Regions from separate parts of the Homo sapiens genome. Here region 1 is linked to region 2. Evidence: chromatin loops called from intact Hi-C (ENCODE). Cell type or tissue: A673. All regions are shown on one strand. Each heading gives the region's core, and the rest is flanking DNA. Links, peaks and the distances in the headings are about the cores only. Region 1 has its middle 8.9 kb from the start of MMAA. Region 2 has its middle 54 kb from the start of OTUD4.

Region 1 (5,388 bases), core at 112-5,111, 380 kb before region 2:
CCAGCTTTCCCAGGTTGGAGTTGCATGCTGGTAGCCCTACAGTTTTGTGGTCTTGGGAGCTGCCCCACTCTCAAGACCACTAGGCATTGACCTACTGGGCTGTCCACATTCTTTGAAATCTAGGTGGAAGTCACCATGTCCCCACAGCTCTTGGATTCTACACATCTGCAGAATCAGCACCACATGATGCCACCAAGGCTTACCGCTTGTGTCCTCTGGAATGGCAACCTGAGCCACAGCCAGGCCTGCTTGAACCACTGCTGGGGTGACAGGATTACAGCACTGGCATACAGGGAGCAGAGTCTGGAAGTCGCCCTGGGCAGCAAGCCCACGGAGGGCACTGTGGGTTGTCCCCCCAAACCATTCTGTTCTAGAGCTCTGGGCCTGTGATGGAAGGGAGCCTCAAAGATGTCTGAAATTCCTTTCAGGTCATTCTCCATGGTCTTGATGAATATCACCTGGTTTCCTGCTAGCCATACTAACCTCTTTAGCAAATAGTGGCTTGGCCATATCCTCGGTTTGCTGTCCTAAAGACACTATTTTACTTGTGACCTGAGAAACCAAAAGAGATGCCCCTTTATCAACTAAGACAGACCCCAAGTTTAAAGAAACAGATACTTTTCTTTGAGGGTTCAGTGCTCAGCTGACATGATAACTTCTAAATTCCTATGGCTATAAGAATAAACACACTCTTATTAAACTCCCTAACAATAGGAGCTTTCATGTAAATTATCAAGAGCCCTCATAAACTCTGATTTACAACTCAGACCACTTCAACTCTGATTGGACAGAAGACCTACCTTATAAACACACTTTCCTAATGAGTAAGTATAGACCTTAAGCAAGTTTCAGCAAGCTTATAGAGACTGTGCACAGTCTTCGTATCCTACAGTTCACCTTTTAACATGGAGCCAAATTTCACCCCATTTTAATGCCAAAACCCCACCCCAAAGTGAACATGGGTTATACATTATATATGCCTGCCTATTGCACATGCACTCAACTCTCCACATAAATATGTATAGCTTTTCCCCAAACCTGCCGAATATGTATGACTGCACAAGCCCTTTGAGGCATAAGGGCCAACCTGCCCTTTTCATCTTCAAAAAAGAGCACCTTCAGCACATGCCATTGATTCTTCTCAGTTTGCAAACTGATATTGCCAATAAAGCTCTCCTTTCTACCATTTAGGCATTCTGGTGGTGTTTTGGACAACACACTCTCCATGCCCAGGCTGCAAATTTTCCTAATCTTTCTGCTCTGCTTCCCTTTCGGTATAAATTCTAAATCACCTCTCTCTCTCTCCCTCTCTCTCTCTCTCTCTCTCTCTCTGTGTGTGTGTGTGTGTGTGTAGCTTTCATATCTTACATTTTATCTTATTTTGCTGTATACAGTTAAACATATCCATGCAACTCCTTCAATAATTTGCTGCTTAGAAACTTCTTCCACCAGATATTTTAGTTCATCTCTTTTAAGTTCTGCCTTCCACAAAGTCCTAGGAAATGGACACAGTTCCATCACAATTTTCTGCAAAACACGGATAGCTTTTAATCCAGTTTCCAATGCATTGTTTCTTATTTCCATCTGAGACTTCATCAGAATGGCCTCTACTGTCCATATTTCTACCAGCCTTCTGGTCATGACCACTTAAGTAATCCTTAAGAAGATTAGGCTCTCCTCACAGTTCTTGTCTTCTCACCAGAATTGCCCAGTGCTCCATTCACAGCAGTCGAGGCTTTTCTATTTGCTCCTCCAAATTCTTCCAGCCTCTATTTGTTACCCAGTTCCAAAGCCACATCTACATTTTCAGGTATTTGTTGTAGCAACAGCCCCACTCCTCAACACCAATTTTATGTCTTAGTCTGTTTTGTGCTTCTATAACAGAATGCCACAGACTAGGTAATTTATAAAGAAGAGAAATTATTCCTTACAGTTCTGGAGGCTGGGAAGTCCAGAATCAAGGGTCCCACACCTGGTGAGGCCTTCTTGCTCCATCATTCCATGGTGGAAGGCTTGGAGGGCAAGAGAGGGAAAGAGTAGGCAAGGGAAAAGAGTAGGGAAGGGGGCTGAACTTATCCTTTTATCAGGAACTCCACTCCCATGACAATTATGCACTCCTGCAATAATGGCTCCATTCATCCCTTAATGAGAGTAGAGCCCTCAGGACCCAGTCACCTCTCAAAAGTTTCACTTCTCAACACCATTGCATTGGAAATGAAGCCTCCAACACATTAACTTTGGGGAACACATTCAAATCACAGCAACCCTGCATGCTTTCTTCTACTCTCACTATTATCGTGATAAAATAATTTATTTTTTAATAGAAAGATTTCCAACATACAGATCTGTCCCACATGTATCTCTTTCAAGGATTTATAAAATTAAACATTTCTCTTTCAATAGATCATTGAGAGGATTGGGGACTATAAATCACTTTTAATTTTAAAAAGTATTTTTGACCCTTAAAAAGGTTTTAAGTTACTCATCTTCACAATTGTTTATTTTGACTGTCGATTATGCTTAATATAATGAGATTAATTTTCAAATTTCACTTGGTAAATAGAGTTCATAGACCTTTCTTTCCAGAAGTTGCCTTTTTAAAAAAATGACTTTTATTTAAATGTTTTTTCAACCTTTATCTTTTACAGTTTTTAACTTCATGTTACTTCTAATAATTCTGAAAACAATTATTCCATTTTGGTATAATTTTCTAAACTCACAGGGGAAGTCTGATTTTCTTTTCTTGGTATGAACATAAAGGGAAAATCAAATGTGATGGCATGGTAACAACTAATCGCAGCTGATATTATTAAACTATTTTATGGCTATTGTCAACATCCCTGTGAGATAGATGCTACTGTTATCCCATTTTACATACAGGGAAACTGAGACTCAGGGAGATTAACCAATGTGCCCAAATGTTACATGATAGTATAAAAGTCTGGCTTTGAGCTCATGTAATTGACTTCAGTGTCCACATACTTAATCATTGGTGCTTACTTTTCTGTGAATTTACTAAAGTAACAGGATTATTTCAGATTCCCTAACTTATTATGATAGTTCCAATTTCAGTGTTATCTATACATAAGATGTGATGAAATGGCACCATGTTGGCAAATGTTTCGATGTAGCGCACAATTTCACCACATGATGGTGCCAGTGAAGTGAGAAGTCATCTGCTGCTAGTATTTGACATTAGGCTCAGACCTAAATATGTCAACAGAATGTAGTAAAAGATGTTTAAAAATTTTTTTAAAGAGCAATCATAAATAATTATAGACTAGAGTGTCTTTTGAAAACATAAGGAATGAAAACATCACAAATACAAAAAGGGTAAGAGTAATTGACTCATAAAACTTAAAAATAAAAAAGATGAGCTTTTGTATTCATAAGGAAGTATGTAGGACAGATGTCAGAGACTTTCCACAGGAAGGAAAACACCAAAGGAAATGAATTAAATGAGGGCAGGTGACTTAAAAAAAATGAGACCAGCTGTATAGTGATGTAGCTCCAGGGTCAAATGGTTCCAGTAAGATTCCACAATCAGTGCAAACGAGTTAGCAAAAGCCAATGACTAAAAGATTTTTAAAAACCTTTAATAGACATTACTACTTCCTTTTCTAATCTAAAATAAGTATTATTTTTCCCTGCATTATCAAAGATGGAAACAACAATAGAAGGAAGAAGCATTGCTTTTCAGAAATTATTGAAACAAATCCTTACATGTCATTATTACAGTGATTCTCCAAGTTTGGTCCCTGGACCAGCAGCATTGACATCACCTGAAATGTTAGAAATACAAATTATTTGGCCACGCTCAGACTTTTACTGAACCTGAAACTTGGGGAATGAGGCCTTTCAGGGCTTTTGGATGCACCCAAAAGTTAGGGATCCACTGTGTTACTTATGGCCCACGCCTGTAATCCCAGCACTTTGGGAGGCTGAGGCAGGCAGATCACGTGAAGTCAGGAGTTCGAGACCAACCTGGCCAACATGGTGAAACACTGTCTCTACCAAAAATACAAAAATTAGCGAGGCATGCTGGTGGGCACCTGTAATCGCAGCTACTTGGAAGGCTGAGGCAGAAGAATCACATTAACCTGGGAGGCGGAGGTTGCAGTGAGCTGAGATCGCGCCACTGCACTCCAGCCTGAGCAAGACTCTATCTCAAAACAAAACAAAAAAAAGGATAGAAAGAAAACAAATTCACCAAAGCATAATTAATAATACAAAGATATTGGAAATGCCAGTTTAATATTAAAGAAATATTAAGTAAATAATAGTATATTGTCAAGGCATTTAAACATGATTCTGTTAAATAATTTTTAATAATGGAAAATGCCTATTATATAATAGCAGAAGAGTCTCAATTATGTAAAACAATTCTAGAAGAAATATTAGAAGGAAAGAAGCAAAACTAGTTATTAATGGTTGCCTTGGAGTGATGTGATTAAATATACCATTTTCCTCCTGCCTGATTATATTGCAGATGCTGTTTTCAAATTTTATATGAGAAACTATTTTACTCCTATAAATAAGTCTTATAATGATTAAGGATGTTGGGGGGGGGGGTACTTTCCAAAGTCCTACTCAGAGGTTACACTCTTGCCCATTTTGTTCTAACTGTATGGTTGGTAAGAACAAAATATGACACAGATGCCAGTCCACAACATAACCCACCTTCCCCTTCCACATACACCAAAAAACCCCACGGTCATCATGTTGCTTACTGGAGAAAGAAGACATAGAAAGACCATTCTGGCGTAGTTTATATGTATTCAATGTTGAAAGGGAAGTAGGGGATTAAAATCTGACAGTGAGAAAAAACAATCTTGTTATAGACACTAATCACATGCTTTGCCAAGTATTGTTAGTTAATGAAAATATTAAATATTCTGAAGTAATATAAGGGAAAATATCTTTATGTGTAGATAACAACTTGCTTAGACATGTTACCCCTAAGAAAGATTCTCATTTTATAACTGTGTCATTTGAATTAATGACCTGACAAATCAAGTAGTCAAAAAAATTCCAAGATTATAATTTAAAAGATTAATATCTATCTACCTATTTATGTTCATGTATATCTTGAATGTTAGACCCTAAATATGATTATTTCTTTTTGACAAAGATCTGTAGAATATATGCTAAAATTGATAACATTAGGCCATTAAAAACTCAGTATTTAGAAAATAATCTAAAACTTAGATCACATTCTCTAAAAGTAATAAAATACAATAAAAATGAATAACAAATGATTAAACAAGGGGAAAAAAGCAATCATTTAGAAATTTGGGAAGGAGATTATCCCAAATAAGTTATATGACAAAAAGGAAATAAAAACAATAATTATTGCTCCTTTAGAAAAGAAGTATATAAAATTACAAA
Region 2 (5,388 bases), core at 275-5,274:
TGACTCAATTTTTGATTGTGAGATTGTATCTATGCACCCCCTTCTCCTTAGGTCCACAGCTTTCTAAAAGCCACATCTCCAAATACAAGTCATGCAGAGTTTTAATATTTTTTCAGAGCCAGGCATGGTGGCACACATCTGTAGTCCCCACTATTCAGGAGGCTGAGGCAGGAGGATCACTTGAGGCCAAAAGTTCAAGGCTGCAGTGAGCCATGATTGAACCTGTGAATAGCTTTACACTCCAGCCTGGGTGACAGAGTGAAACCCATCTCTAAAAAATAGATAAATAAATGTAATTTTTTCCAGCCTCACTCCTGAGAATAGAAGAGTTTTCAAGCTGTAAAACTGGATTCAGTTTCTCATGGAGCAAGTTTAGTGTCCTCTGCCCCTCAGGAGCTGAAATCCTAACCAGTACTTTATGCTTTCTGGATTTTCCATAAACTTTGTGACTTCAGTCTAGCCACTTTGACATTTTTGTTCTATTTTCATTTAGGAGATGTTTGTCTTATTTTTTATCCTAGACTTATCTTTTTTTTACATTTGATCTATTTTTGTCATGTATTTGGAGCAAAGTGCGTTATCGAAGCTTAAACTCAGTGAGCCGTCTTGCCTATAAGTTGTGCCCCCATACTCTGCTTTCTCTGTCATTTACATCAAATGCTGATCTCATTTGTGCTTTGTATTTTGTCTCCCCCGTCTTCTTGAGGACTTTACTCCTACAATTATTCCCCTTTCCCTGAGTCATTCATTTCTTCTTTCCTAAACCACTCCCATTATTATACTAATAGGTTGAAATATTATTCTTTTTATAAAATGAAACAAAATTCTCCTGAGATTTTACATTCTCCTCCAGCTACTTCCCATTTTTCTGTTCCTCTGCTCTTCTTTCTATCAAAACTCCTGAAAGAGTTCTCTATACTGTATTCACTGTCTTCACTTTCTCACTCCTCATTCTTCCCTCAACTCACAGTCATTCATCTTTGAGTCTCCATTACAAAGGCAATGCTTTGCTCATGTTAAGTTTTAGTTGCCAAGTGTGCATCCAAGCACAGTAAGTGGTCTTGAGGCTTGGAGAAGAGTGCAGGGCTGGAAATATGAATATGGGACTCTTTGATATATTGATGTTATGGCAGAAACTACTAGGTACTTACCAAATATTCTTTTTCCTCTTCCCCCTTAGAACTTCACATTTAGGCAGGGAGCAGTGGCTCACACCTGTAATCGCAACACTTTGGGATGCCGAGGTGGGAGGATCACGAGATCAAGAGATTGAGACCATCCTGGCCAACATGGTGAAACCCCATCTCAACTAAAAATACAAAAATCAGCTGGATGTGGTGGTGCGTGCCTGTAGTCCCAGACTTGAGAATATAAGCCACGTGCTAAGATGATGGAACAGAAAGTCAGAAGCAGCCTGAGTTTCTGATGACCTTGTGAATATGCCATATCAGCTGTGGATGGCCTCCTTCTGACTCCTAATATGGAAGAGAATGAACTATTTTGTGTCAAAGCTGCTGTAATTGGATCTTTGTTATCAGCAGTTGAGCAAAATTTCTTAGGGAACAGATGATATTTAAAGTCATGGAACTGGATGAGATCACTTGGGAAGTGAATGGAGGTAGAGGAGAGTAGAGGACCATGCCAGAGCCTATGGAATTCTAGCATGCTAATGTTCAGGAAGAGGAAGAGGATACAGAAAGAGATCAGCCATGAAGGATCAACTAAGTAACAGGACAACCAGCCTCTGTGGTGTCTTGGAAGCAAGTGAAGAAAATGTTTGCCAAATGCTGCCCATAGGCCAAATTAGAGGAGAACTGAGAAGCGGCCATTGGATTTAGCAACATGGAGGTCACTGGTTACCCTGACGAGAGCAAGTTCAGGGGCAGGTGGGGAAAAGCCTGATTTGAATAAGAAGAAGACAGAAAGTATAAGCAACTTTTTCAAGTAATTTTTGCTGCAGAGGAGGGCAGAGACACAGGGCAGTAGCTGGAGAAGTAGGCTCAAAAGAAGTTGTATTGGCTGGGCATGGTGGCTCACACCTGTAATCCAGCAGTTTGAGAGGCCGAGGTGGACAGATCACTTGAGGTCAAGAGTTCGAGACCAGGTCAACATGGCAAAACCTTGTCTTTGCTAAAAATACAAAAATTAGCTGGGCATGATGGCACGCACCTGTAGTCCCAGCTGCTTAGGAGGCTAAGGCAGGAGAATTGCTTGAACCCAGGAGGCAAAGATTGCAGTGAGCCAAGGTCACACCACTACACTCTAGTCTGGGCAACAGAGTGACACTCTGTCTCAAAAAAAAAAAAAAAAAAAAGAGTCATATTTGTTTAAGATTAGAAAAACAATAGTATATTTGATGCTTGTAGGAATGATCTAATTTAATAATGCACAAATGAGAAGGTAGAATTGGTGGTGTGATATCTTTGTTTAAGTCAAGTTGCTCCCTGAGTTTCACTCAAATAATCACTTTATTATGTTTCCATAACTACCACATAGCTAACTTTTCCTGGTTCTTTTTCATTTGTGTAATTTTTTTAAAAATCAATGCAATGAGTTAAAATGGCATAAATATAGAAAAGAATTTTAAAGAGAATGCTTGATTCTAAAAAACAATTAAATATATTCTAATTTAATCTTATTTATATTACATCATTTAGATTCTAAGTGCTTCAAATACTTAGATTCTAAGTGCTTCAAATTTCTAAGTGCTTCAAATATCTCCAATTTATTAGGAGAAAGTATAGATTGAAGAAAAAAAGAACAAAAAAGTACAGTAATTTTGTTTTTTATACATTTGTATCTAAGGATAAGAACTTTAATCTACAATGTATGAGGCATGATGTGGGGGTTATCTTTCCTGTCCATCCAGGAATTTATAACAAAAACAAATACATACGATTTTAAAATAACATTACTTGCTTCAAAAAGTGTTTAAAGTGTTAGTCAATATTAAATCAGGACAGACATGAATACAATGTGAATGTTGAGCCTTAGTGTTTATAATGTTCTATAGAAACTGGAACTGTATAAAGACCAGAGGGTGGATTCTTTAACATGATACCTATAGGCTCTCCAGGAAGGAACTATGGTGACCCCTGCTGGGAGGATGAAGCTCTCCATATAGGGCCAGGCTTAGAGTAAATGAGAAGGTCACAAATTAGAAAACTTAAGAACATGAGGATTTAACATGAGGAAGGAAAAAGAATACCAGAAAAAGTGATCATGCATGAACAGGCTGAAGTAGCTGGTCTTCAGTAAAAATCAGAGCAAGGGCAGGATGAAGAGTCATAGCATGAAAAGAAAGAACTGTAACAGACGATACACAGGATGTGTAAATTAAAATGGAGCTTTGGGTTCCAGACCCCTTTTAAAGGGGATCTTTGAATGCTGTAAGTGTTCCCAAACCCCACATAGGTCAAAACTCCCTGCTAGGAGAAGGCAATATTCTCTCAGATGTGCAAGTGGTCAATCTTCATACACAAAAACTCTTGAGAGATTCATCACAATTTCAGAGAAACATTGGGATTTTAAAAAAAGTCTGGAGAGAGAGGAGGAAATGGCAAAGGGAAAGATGAGTTTTTTCCAGGGGCCGTCAGTGTCCCTTTGCACCACAGTTTAGAAATTGCTGCTCCAAGTTATTTTAATTATTTCCTGTCTCACTTCAGACAATTATACTTAATAGATGAAGGTAAAAGTGAAGAGATAGATTAGTATCAGAAGATTAAAGCCTTATTGATAGATGAAGTTGTTAGCCCTTGGTTTATAAGCCAGAGAACTAATGGATGACTTCTAGAGGATCCACAAACCTGGGGAAAAATATACTTTTTTTGTACGTCTTCCCCAATATTTAAAACTATATTTTGGGGAGAAAAACTTTTTGTATAACATTTTATGAAAGCATTGTTTCATAATAAATAAGTAAAAAGCAGTATGCAAAATTACAGTTTGGTACATTATTGGTGTCATTGGCCTGTTATAATATTTACCAGGCCATTCTTTGACATGAATTGAAAATGAAACATGATTATGAACATCTGTTTATACCTTAATATCAGTTTAGGCTAGGATATATCACCAAAAAAAAAGAATCCCTCTTTTTTTTTTTTGAGACCGAGTCTCGCTCTGTCGCCCAGGCTGGAGTGCAGTGGCGCAATCTCAGCTCACTGCACCCGCCTCCAGGTTCAAGCGATTCTCCTGCCTCAGGCTCCCCAGTAGCTGGGACTACAGGCGCCCACCACCACGCCTGGATAATTTTTTTTTATTTTTAGTAGAGATGGGGTTTCACCGTGTTAGTTAGGATGGTCTCAATCTCCTGACCTCATGATCACCCGCCTTGGCCTCTCAAAGTGCTGGGATTACAGGCATGAGCTACCGTGCCCAGCAAAAATCTCGCTTTTTTTTTTTTTTTTTTTTTTTTTTTCTTGAGACGGAGCCTCACTCTGTCGCCCAGGTTGGAGTGCAGTGGCACAATCTCGGCTCACTGCAAGCTCCGCCTTCCGGGTTCACGCCATTCTTCTGCCTCAGCCTCCCAAGTAGCTGGGACTACAGGCGCCTGCCACCATGCCCGGCTAATTTTTTGTATTTTTAGTAGAGACGGGGTTTCACCGTGTTAGCCAGGATGGTCTCGATCTCCTTACCTCGTGATCCGTCTGCCTCGGCCTCCCAAAGTGCTGGGATTACAGGCGTGAGTCACCGCGCCTGGCCAAGAATCTCTCTTTATCTCTGTCTGCCCCCTTGGATTTTGCTTGCATTGTTGAACATATTACCTATGGAAGCAGGAACCGAACAAAGCTGAAGTGATCCCTTACATCCTGAAAATACACTGCACAGTCTGCCTCTTTTGCCTTAGTAAAAGGGTCAATTGGAAAGCATTAAAAACTTGGATTTTCTCCAACACAAAGATGTATTGTCTTGAGTCATCCTGCAAGATCGCTTGCTGCACGACTAAATAAAAGACCTTGCTGAAGCAAAATGTCCTGGAAATGGTTATTCTGATTTGTAATTTGAAGGAAAATTTAAAAAGTAAAACAATGCTTCTGTCAAATCTTCTCATCCATTCCAGAATCACTAAAATCTATTCCAATATTTTGAAGCAGATCATGAAGGAATCGCTATTTCTCTTCATCGTGAAAGTATTGACATCTGTTGGCAGAGCCAGGTCCAGTTCCCATGTTATCTGCACAAGAACAGCATCAAATGAGGATTTCTATTTTGGGAGCACTTTTAGAAAGTTCAAAGGCCTCCTATGGTGTTGAAATTGTAAAAACTTTATTGGCCAAACAAAATTTCCACTCAAAGAAACATTGATACTATGCATGCTTGGAGAACTAGCAATGAGATTCATTCCATTCTAGATTGTCTTGCATTAGTGTCAAAGGTAAATCCCAA

The links. A loop is a pair of places that touch in the nucleus more often than their neighbours do. Peaks named below come from ENCODE experiments on the same cell type or tissue, not always from the same donor. Only the 100,000 strongest peaks of a DNase experiment are listed, where the experiment ranks them.
Region 1: a loop joins it to region 2, with 9 times the contacts of the local background. A loop is called at or near these places in 91 of 110 quality-filtered maps.

Annotation. Positions count from the first base shown.
Region 1 is chr4:145,607,763-145,613,150 of GRCh38, reverse strand. No RefSeq gene overlaps it. Among named protein-coding and RNA genes, the nearest start is that of MMAA, 8.9 kb to the left of the region's middle. In A673, for the core only: a CTCF peak has its summit at 3,147 (motif pointing right); a DNase peak (open chromatin) is centred at 3,140.
Region 2 is chr4:145,231,996-145,237,383 of GRCh38, reverse strand. No RefSeq gene overlaps it. Among named protein-coding and RNA genes, the nearest start is that of OTUD4, 54 kb to the right of the region's middle. RefSeq lists a silencer at 3,018-3,117. In A673, for the core only: a CTCF peak has its summit at 3,106 (motif pointing left); a DNase peak (open chromatin) is centred at 3,093.